3 separate regions of the Homo sapiens genome follow, and all the other regions are linked to region 3. Evidence: chromatin contacts called from ENCODE Hi-C or POLR2A ChIA-PET data. All regions are on one chromosome and are shown on one strand. Each heading gives the region's core, a stretch centred on a gene start or an enhancer-like site at or near the end of the contact. The rest is flanking DNA. Distances are from core to core; before and after follow the strand shown. Region 1 holds the start of SNRNP48 (small nuclear ribonucleoprotein U11/U12 subunit 48). Region 2 holds the start of GMDS (GDP-mannose 4,6-dehydratase). Region 3 holds the start of CDYL (chromodomain Y like).

Region 1 (3,439 bases), core at 3-2,502, 2.8 Mb after region 3:
GTAGGAAATGTACAAAGTTAAGCTTGTGTTATCAAAGCAAGAAAGCATTCAAGGACTAATAGGGATACATGAAAGACACAGATGGCTTAATGTGGCTTCCACTGGCCACATTTGGGACAATTTGAGCATCAACAAGAATTATGATGTTAAAGGAGTATATTATATTGAATTAAAAAAAAACCTTAAATCAATAACTTTAAAAACACCTTGATTCCCATAGTGAAGCAAACACTAAAATGGAGGTGTGGAAAGAATGCCAGTTAATAAACATAAAAGGCATGATACTATTGCGGAATCACTTATAACTCCTAATGTAACAACAGATTCAGTGAAGGACTGTATCAAGGAGTTGGGGAACAGGTTATTCTTATGGACTCAAGGTATAATCCACAGATTGCTTACCAATTCCTAAGAGGAAAATGTACTATTAGAATGAAGAGATGTAGCCACCACCTTTACCAAGTGATCAAATTTAGCATTACTAATATAACTGAGTTATGCGTCCCCGTGAGTTGGCAACATCTCTTAGGTAGTATTGCAAAAGTGCTCAAACTGAATCTAATCATGAGGGAAACAAAATCTGACAAATCCAGAATGAGAGAGATTCTACAAGACAACTGGCCTAGGCTCATCACAACATGTAATGATTTAATAATTTAAAAAGGAGGGTGAAGGAGGCTGATCTGGATTAAAAGAGACAATAACTAATTATAGCTTATGAGTTGAAAAAATAAAACTGCTATAGAAATAATTTTGGGGACAATGGGGAAATTTGAATATGAACTGTATAATAAATGATTTTATGGACTTACTAATTTTCTTAGGTTTGATCATGTATTGCGGTTACACAGGAAAATGTTCTTATTCTTAGAACATGCATGCTAACATATTTGGGGGTGAAAAATCTGCAACTTACTTTCAAAGAATTCAGCAAAAATCATTGGGTGGGGCTGTGAATGTGGAGAGAAGAGACGGAGAGAAATCAAACCTGGCAAAATGTTAACAATGAGCTGAAGGACGGCTAAACGAAAGCTCATTGTACTATTTTTAAAACTTTTCTGTAGCTATAAGCCGTTTTTTCTGAGGAAGTCGAGGAGGGCGAATATCTTTCTGGAAAGGCCAGAGCAAATGCACGCAAGAGCTGAGAAAAGATTGGAAAACGCCTCTCAAAATAACAGTCCCGCCCTTCCCGGGACTCTTCCCTATAGGCTGTTCAAGTCACGTGGCGACTGTGGCCCCGCCCACAGCTCCCAGAGGCCTGCGCGTGCGGTCTGCAGTTCGGCCGCTTCCTCTTGGCGGGTGGGCTGCAGCTATGGAGGGCGAGCCTCCACCTGTGGAGGAGCGGCGGCGGCTGCAGGAGGAGCTGAACGAGTTCGTGGAGAGCGGCTGCCGGACGTTGGAGGAGGTGACCGCGTCCCTGGGCTGGGACCTAGATAGTCTGGATCCCGGGGAAGAGGAGGCGGCGGAGGTGAGGAGCGCGGCCGCGGGGCCCTTTCGGGGACTATCGGCCCGGGGTCTTCTCTGGAAGAAGGGAGATCCGCACTGGCAGCCGCGGAGGGAAGGGCGAGGAGTCCTCGTCCGTGTGCAGAGCCGCGATGGGCGCCTGGGACCCGAGGGGCGCCGGGGGCCCTGGAGCAACCCTGACGTCCCTGGGTTCCGGGCTGGGGCGCGCGAGGAACTCCCGAAGGCTCCACATCGACCTCCAGTGCGGCGCTCCTCCCGCGCAACTTCGAGTTTAAAGAAAACCGGGGGCCGGGCGCGGTGGCGCACGCCTGTAATCCTAGCACTTTGAGAGGCCAAGGCGGGAGGATCCCTTGAGCCCAGGAGTTCCAGACTAGCCTGGGCAACATGGTGAAACCTCTTCTCTACCAAAAGTACAAAAATTAGCCGGGTGTGGTGGTGTGAGCCTGTGGCCCCAGCTATTTGGGAGGCTGGGGTGGAAGGATAGCTTGAGCCCAGGAGGTCGAGGCTGCAGTGAGCCGAGATCGCTCCACTGCATTCCAGCCTGGGCGACAGAGCAAGACCCTGTCTCAAAAAACAAACAAACAAAATCCAGGAAGGTGTGTTGAGTGAGGAGGGAATGGCAGATTTGGTATTTATTTAGAAAATAAGTGAACGTGTCTCAGAGCGCTGCAGAGGGATTGGCGGTTTGCATTGTCATCTGTCATACGGATTCCGCAGTTGCACCAGATTCGGTGTCAGGAGAGCTGGGAGTTTGCCAGTTCGCCTTTCTGTGCCTTAAAATTGGACACTTCTGACTGGGACAGCACCAATTCTAGGATTATTAAAGGTTGTCACCAAGAGGTGGTAACTGGCAACTCCTGTGGACATTAGAATTGCTTTTTTAAAAATGTAGGCAAGTGTATTTAGAGTGAACATTCGTGATTTTTGTTTTTTTGTGGGGTATTTTCGGTGGAATGAGAGGAAGGGAAGTGCTCCAATGTGGGGTAATTCATTATCTTTACTATTACTTCTGGGTTTACCATGCTGTGATAATTTCTCCTGGGTTTAAGTTACATGACTGATTCCTCAGAGGCATTTAAAATATATTTGATTTCTGTATATACCATTCATTGTTTATTGTATTAAAAGCACAGAGGAAATTAAAAAATCTTTAATATTCATTTAGAGGGGTATTTGAAGCTGGGAATTCCACTGAGTGGGGCTTACCAGACCCTTCCATACATTGTTTACTCAGCATTGCGGTAACATTGGATTCCTTGTATTAACGTTTAAATAGCACTTTGTTTGCCACTTACATTACTTCATTTAATACTCAAAATAACCCTATGAGGTAGGTATCTTTGGCCACATTTTATAGACGAGGAAAGGAACACAGAAGTGATAATTTGTCGAAGGATACACTGCTAGTAAATGGCAGTTAGGATTTCCGCCGGTGTTTTAGTACTGAAATTTAGTGAACAACAGTCCTAGTTGTCATCTGTTCCTAGTTGTCACCTAGTTCCTAGTCCTCACAGAGCTAGTCCTAGTTGTCACCTAGTTCCTAGTCCTAGTTGTCACCTAGTTCCTAGTCCTCACAGAGCTTATTGTCTGGTGGTGATGAGGGGTAATACGGATAACTGAACCATTATATTATCATGGGTCTGTGATGGGTGGGGTTGGAATTGCTATAGTACAGTTTATTGTAGGCGGTGGTGGACAAAGTGGTGGTCAGCAAAGGCTTCCTGGACAAAGTGAATTCTAAGCTGATAAATAAAAGTGAGTTGAATTGGCTAGGGGGTTGGCGGGTGCGGGGAAGAAGCATCAACAGCATGTGTAGAAGTTCAGAGACAGGGAGTGACCAGATCGGGAAGCCTCAAGTAGTTAAGGATAGCTAGAGCATAGAGTGTAGAGTTAGAGTAGAATGGTGATGGTGGGTAGAGGTCAGATCTTAAAGGTCCTTGTCAGCCATATTAGAAAGTCTAGATTTTTTTTTTTT
Region 2 (3,018 bases), core at 519-3,018, 2.5 Mb before region 3:
CTCCTTCTTTTTTTTTTTTTTTTTTTTTTTTTTTTTTTTTGAGGCAGGATCTCACTCTCTTGCCCCAGGCTGGAGTACAGTGGTACCATCATTGCTCACTGCAGCAGCCTCAGACTCCCGGACTCAAGTGATCCTCCTGCCTCAGCCTCCTGAGTAGCTAGCACTACAGGTGAGCACCAACATGCCTGCCTCATTTTTTAAATTTTTTTGTAGAGACAACGTCTCAATATGTTGCCCAGGCTGGTCTCAAACTCCTGGCCTCACCTCGAGCAATCCTTCCACCTCTGCACACCGAAGTGCTGAGATTTCAAGTATGAGCCGCTGCCTCCTGCCCACTTAGCCCTTTCTAACACTAGAGAACTTTGAGAGTGGTTTCAATACCAACTGGACACTTCCCAGCGGTTTAACCTCAGGCAAATCAAACTCCCATGCCTCAGTTTCCACATATATAGAGATAATAAAAGTACCTCCTCAAAGAGTTTGTTATGAGAACTAAATGAGTTAATGTTAGGCAAGCGACTGGAACATGATAGACACAATATGTATTAGCCATTATCACCTTTATCTCAGTGTTATATTGGCCACCACCCAGAGATACCCAGGAGCACACACATCACATTCTTTCTACAGCAATATGTGGGCACGATTACTTCATGACCACTGAATCTAAAACAGCACAGCTTGGTAAGACACAGCGGTCGGATCCCACCTACTGCAACACCTCTAAGAGGCGACCCTCACAAACCAGCCATGCTTAGCCTGAGACATTCCGAAGACCTCCTCTTGATTACCTTACTCGACGAACTTATTCCTTTGAAAATGGAACTAGCCGCACTTTTGGACCAGTGTGCCTCGGATACACTTCCAAATGTGTCAACCTGAATCTCAGAAGTTGGCGTGATTTTAAAAAGTTTTTTAAGTTCTTTTTCCTAAACATGTCCTAGTAGGTGACTCCACAGCATTACTTTCTTTCATGTTCTCTTTTCTATCTGGAAATCCGGTGATAGGGGACGAAACCAGCAAAGCACCCTTTTTCTTGCTTCCCAAACGTTAGCAGGTAAGCGCCCCTTGAGCCGAGACACATCAAGAAGACCTCACCCGCAAGTTCATTGATCACCGGTTCTTTTCCCTTTCCGGCACTAGGAGCTGCGAAGCACGACATGGGCTTGGAGGAAGAGACGCTGCGGTCACCTGAGGGGCAGGTGAGAGCGGGCGGTCCTGCCCGGGTGTGAGCGCGACATCCCGCGCGGCACACACGCTCACAGCCCCCAGAGAAAGACCAGAGGCGCTCGATGTATCCCGCACACCCCACACGCAACACACTAACTGCACCGTACCTTCCGTCCCACCTCCCGGCAGCAGACCCCTTCCGGGACGCCGAGAGGGCTGTTCCTGGAGAGACCGCAGCCCACGAGTAGCGGCGCGTAGGGAGAGCACGCGTGCCCAGGCTGCCTCGGCCGGCGCGCCCCCGCCCCCGCACTCACCTGGCCTGTGATACCGGTGATGAGCGCCACGTTCCTGGGCTTGCCCATCTCGCCGTCCCCGGAGCCCCGGGCGCTGGGGCAGCGTGCCGGTGCGTGTGCCATGTCCCGCGGCGGGCGTGCGGTCGGCGGCAGGGCGGAGCGCGGCAGAGGGCAGGCGCGGTGCCGGCAGGAACGCGGGGGTGTGCAGCACGAAGCGCCTCTCCAGGCTGCGGGCAGGGAGGGAGAGCGCACCGCGCGACCGGCCGCCACAGTCTGACAGGGGCGCACGGGAGGCCGTGCAGGGAGGGCCGGGGGCGGGCCGAGCCGGCCAAGGCGGGCCCGACGGGCCAAGCAGCGGGGCTGCGGCCTGACTGGCGCAGCGTCATTCGCGTCAGCCGGCGACGCTGTAGCAGGCCCCGCCCCTCCGCCGACGGCCACCGCGCGGGAGGGGCGGGGCCTGCCGCCGCCACCGCCTCAGGGAAGAGGAAGGAGGCCGCGGCTTCGCGTCCCGCCTCTCGCCTGGCTGGCCGTGGGGGGCCTGGACGCAGTGGCCTCCCGAATCTCCCAGGACCCTAATATCGCCCGAGGATGCTGGGAGGAACGCTGAGCCGACCTCTCCGTTAGGCTGAAGGTCTGAATTTTCAAACCCAGGGGTCACAGGGCCGGGGTCATGGACTTTGATAAATAATTCCTGGAAACCTGTTGCAGTGCCCTTTGAGAAGCCCGGTTTATGGTACCTGAAGGGCAGTAGCGTACAAGGCCCGTAAACGGGGGTCACAGATGTGGGAGTGACTAACTAGGCTGGCTCTCGCTCTTCTGGCCTTTCCTGAGGCTCGGAACCAGTAACGAGGTTCCAAATAGCTGAATTCAAAGTTTTCTCTTCTGAGGACTGCCAGTGCACAAGAAAGTCCCTAGCCCCACCCGTATGCGGCATAAGGAAATGTTGAAAAGACTGCCCGGGTCAATAAACCTGGACGTGGCAGATTTCAAAGAAAGTAATTCAAACACAGGTGGGGTCCCGGCTTACATCTGTTGGATTTGGCTGCCATTTGGCAGCTGCTCGTTGGACAGGGAGAGGAGAGGAGGTGACTCAGAGCCGGGAGGGCAGCAGGTGTGTGTGCCTAAGCAGTTGGCTGCAATCCAGGACACAGACGGAAACTTCCCGGTCTCCGTTGCTCTGCTTCTCTGTCCACATTCCTCTCCCTAATCGATAACTTCAGATCATCATTTCAAATCACAGAGTTACTAGGGCTGTGCCCAATATAACGTGCAAGAGTATGTATAGCAGACCTGGAACCCCAAAATCAGAAAAGCTCAGGATTACATTTAAAACCTCCCTCTCGCGCTCCTCGAGGTCCGTTAGGAATATTTCTTAGCTATAGATAGACTGGTCTGGTTTCACACCTGGCCTCTCCTCTGCGTTCTATGAGGAGAATGGCTCAACAAACATCTGATGGTGCCTCTGAGTGATGAAGAGACCCTGAAGCTGAGGAGAGGGAACACTTCCATTGAGAGGAACATGCTATAAGCTAGAAATGTCTGTGAAATATACGGG
Region 3 (3,161 bases), core at 125-2,624:
TGGTTGTTGAAACGCTGTTGGGGGGCACAAACGAATAGGGCTTTAGGAAGAAAACTGGTGGGAGGAGCCTTGTGGCTCCAAGGTAGGTTAGGAACTGGAGCGAGATGGAGCACGGAGGAGTGAGGCGGCCCGAAGGATGCCCGGGGAGACATGGAGGAACTGGCGAGGGCTTCCCGATGCAGGGCCTGGGGGAGAGGGTGAACTAATGCCTCTGCAGTGCCCCGTGGGGAAGTTCCGCATACTCGGCCAGAGTGATCGGAGTTGGCGGCTGTCTGGGGGAGTTGGGTCAGGAAGCCCCTTCTTTCGCCACCGATGGGGCACGTCCAGGGCCCGGCAGGTGTGCCCTGGCAGTAGATCTTCCCTGGGAAGTGGAGCGCGGGCCAGCCCTCGCTGTTCTGAGCGAGGGCCTGTCGTGTAGTCCACACCGTTCCGCGAAAGGAACCACCATTGACAGCCTCGTTCGATTAGAACCCGGACCTCCCTGGAATCCAGACTCGGTCCCTTCCCAGCTGCGCTTCGGAGGAGGCGGACGCTCCGAGAGGAACCCAGAGGCCTGGCGTGGGGGGAGCTGCGGGCAGAGCGGAGGCAGCCGCGCCCTCGCGCCGCCCTCCGCCGCGCCCGGCTCCCGCCCCCCGGATCCCACCCCCGGCCTGCCGCGGAGCCAGCGTGCCAGCCGGAGCTCGCCGGGCCACCCCGCGGGGCGCGCGGCCCGGGCTCCGGGTCTTGGCGGCGGCCGGTGGGGCGGGCATGGGGTGGGGTGGGTGCTCCACCTGGCCACGCCGCCGGCCCTTCGCGGGCTGGCCCGGCCCCGGACGGGCGGGCGCACGGAGGCCGCCTCTTGGGCTCCTCCTGGAGGGAGGCGCGCGGTAGACGGCGCGGCCGCTGCCGTCGGGGCGGTGGGCTCCAGACGCGGGCCGGCTCGCTCGCATGGTTCCCTGCCCCATCTCGGGTCCGTCGCTGCCCGTCCTGGTGTGCACAACCGCGCTGCGCCTCGAACCTCGAGGTCCAGGTCCCGCCTGCCCTGGGCCGGGCCGCAAGCGCCCACGTCGAGGCGGGCTGGGGGGCGGTGCCGCGGGCCAGGCCGACCCCGCAAGCGGGACTGGGGAAGTCGGAGCCCCGCCCACCACCCCGCCCCCCGCGCTCGCGGCCCCGCCCCCGACTGCCCCGCTCCTCCCCTTCCTGCCGGCTCGCTCCCGGCCCCGCCGGCCGCCCGCCTCGGCCCCGAGCGGAGCCCACTGCTCCCCTCGGCTGCCCCGCCCCGCCGCCGCCCCGCCCCTCCCGCGCGGGCGGCCCGAAAACCCGGAGCGCGGGAGCGCGGCTCCGCAGGGCCGGGCGGCCGCACTGGGCATGCTCAGTAGCCGGGGCAGGTTTTTTGGTCGCAAGTAGGAAGCTTTCTGCACTACACCGGAGAGGGGAGCCGCGATCCGGCCGCGCCGCCCGCACGCCGCCGCGCCCGCCCCAGCCCGCCCGGCCCCGCGGCGGGGCGCGATGAGCCCGAGCGCGAGCCGGCCCGCCGGGGAGTGAGCGCGGGGCGCCCAGGGCGCGTTGCGTAGCTGCTCCTGCGCACAACCCCGCCGCGCCGCCGGCCCGCACTGGCCGCGGAGTGCAAGAGGCTCGTCCGTGCCCAGCGCCCGGCCGGCCGCGGGAGCAGGAAGCGCAGGCCACGCAGGACCCAACTGAAACAAAGTGTCGGCCGCCCGGCGCCGGCGCCCGCCCCGACCCTGCCCCTCCCGCCCGCAACTCCGCCGCCCACCATGGCTTCCGAGGAGCTGTACGAGGTACCTCCCCTCCCCCCGGCCTCGGGCCGCCCCCCGCCCGCCGCCCCTCCCGGCCCGGCCGCGCCGCCCGACGGCCCCGCTCGCCGCCCGCGCCCGCCGCGTCCCCTCCCCCGCCGCGGCCGCAGTTTGCTGGACGGGAAATGTGTGTGAGGGGAGCCCGAGCCTCCGTTCCGAGGGGCCCCGGCCGGGGGGTCCTGAAGTTGCCGGGCGTGGGGTGGGGGGGGGGGTCCCAGCCGTGGGGAAGTGGTGCTGACACAAGTGACTTGCTCGGACTGAGCTCAAAGTGCTCTTGGCGTGGGTCGTGGAAGTGGTGCCTCCGTTGCCGCTCGGCGGGGACCGTGGGCGGTACGGGGGGTGGGGTGTGGGGGGGTTTCTGGATCATTTGATAAAGCATTTGGGAGAGGGTTTTGCCCCTGGTCGGGGGGTGGCGGGGAGAAGACCGGTGCAAACGCTTTCGACTTTGCTGTTCGCCAAAGCGATGCAAAATCTCGCACCGAAAATGCTAAACGTTGACCACATGCTTTAATTAGGTTAGCATTGTGGCCAGAGCCAGGAAATTTAAATTTAACGCTGATACACCGTCATTCATTTGCGCCGCAGCGTTGCAAATGAGAAGGGCATAGCCAGAACTGTAAGTTCTGGTCGATGGGTTTAAACCAGCTTCAAGTTTGAGAGTTACCAATTTGGATCTTTAGACATGTTTTGTATGTCTCCATGTAACTTCTTTTGACGTATTTCAAAGTAGACTTCCTGGGAGTACAGAAGTTTGGAAGGCTTTCTGTTCTTCTGGATAAATGATTCTCTTGTTTCACATGTATTTATAAATAAGTTCCTAAGAGACTTAAAACTTGCGAAGACTCTCTAGACTCACCTTTATGATGCGTTTAGGGACCTGGGTGTTGAGGGACTTAAGGAAGCATCTGTAACAAGTAGAGCCCTGTGGCCCCAGGGATCCTTTCAGTTGTCTTCTCTTATGGGCGTATTATTGCTGTTGGCATAGAATAGAGCTTTGTTGTCTGCGATGTTAGTCTTCTAGCAACTTTTTTGTTGCTTTTTAAGAGCAAGTGTTTGCAGAAGTTCTCAGGAGGAAGCTGCCATCTGTAGAATTAAGGGTAAGGTTGTTGCTTCTCCTTACATTGTATGTGGTCAGTATACCTTAGCTGGTACTGAAAATGTTCCATTCTTTTCAACCATTTTACACATTAGCTGTGCCCCGCTGTATTCAGGATACTATTTTAGGTCATTTGGGGATGTAAAAGAAGAAAAATCTCCCTGTTCTCAGGAGCTTTCCTTCTAGGAAGGAAAGTGTTGTGTGTCTGGAAGACACAGAAATGGAGGCTAGGATGTTTGAGGTTGAGGTCTTCCAGGTGAAGTCTGTACAGG

The links. A loop is a pair of places that touch in the nucleus more often than their neighbours do. ChIA-PET counts read pairs that join two places held with the same protein, here RNA polymerase II (POLR2A). Pooled maps may share reads with other maps.
Region 1: a loop to region 3 is called in a map of CD8-positive, alpha-beta T cell, with 4 times the contacts of the local background. The contact joins the promoter of SNRNP48 here to the promoter of CDYL in region 3. A Hi-C loop is called at or near these places in 2 of 168 maps with a recorded cell type or tissue (CD8-positive, alpha-beta T cell and naive thymus-derived CD4-positive, alpha-beta T cell), 1 of 37 single-sample maps with no recorded cell type and 7 of 50 pooled maps. POLR2A ChIA-PET finds 5 or more read pairs at or near these places in 1 of 52 experiments (T-cell).
Region 2: a loop to region 3 is called in a map of CD8-positive, alpha-beta T cell, with 6 times the contacts of the local background. The contact joins the promoter of GMDS here to the promoter of CDYL in region 3. A Hi-C loop is called at or near these places in 3 of 168 maps with a recorded cell type or tissue (CD8-positive, alpha-beta T cell and naive thymus-derived CD4-positive, alpha-beta T cell) and 9 of 50 pooled maps.

What each region holds. Positions count from the first base shown.
Region 1 is chr6:7,588,946-7,592,384 of GRCh38, forward strand. SNRNP48 (small nuclear ribonucleoprotein U11/U12 subunit 48) reads left to right here and starts at 1,253. Exons shown (of 9, transcript NM_152551.4): 1 at 1,253-1,468. The coding sequence starts at 1,313. RefSeq lists enhancers at 1,010-1,749, 1,328-1,477.
Region 2 is chr6:2,243,837-2,246,854 of GRCh38, forward strand. It overlaps GMDS (GDP-mannose 4,6-dehydratase), which reads right to left and starts at 1,769. Exons shown (of 11, transcript NM_001500.4): 1 at 1,485-1,769. The coding sequence starts at 1,586. It overlaps GMDS-DT (GMDS divergent transcript), which reads left to right and starts at 1,917. Exons shown (of 7, transcript NR_046229.1): 1 at 1,917-2,094. RefSeq lists an enhancer at 1,411-1,911 and a silencer at 1,412-2,041.
Region 3 is chr6:4,775,030-4,778,190 of GRCh38, forward strand. CDYL (chromodomain Y like) reads left to right here and starts at 1,375. Exons shown (of 7, transcript NM_004824.4): 1 at 1,375-1,778. The coding sequence starts at 1,755. CDYL-AS1 (CDYL antisense RNA 1) reads right to left here and starts at 397. Exons shown (of 2, transcript NR_183279.1): 1 at 243-397. RefSeq lists an enhancer at 66-719 and silencers at 527-1,156, 1,177-1,726.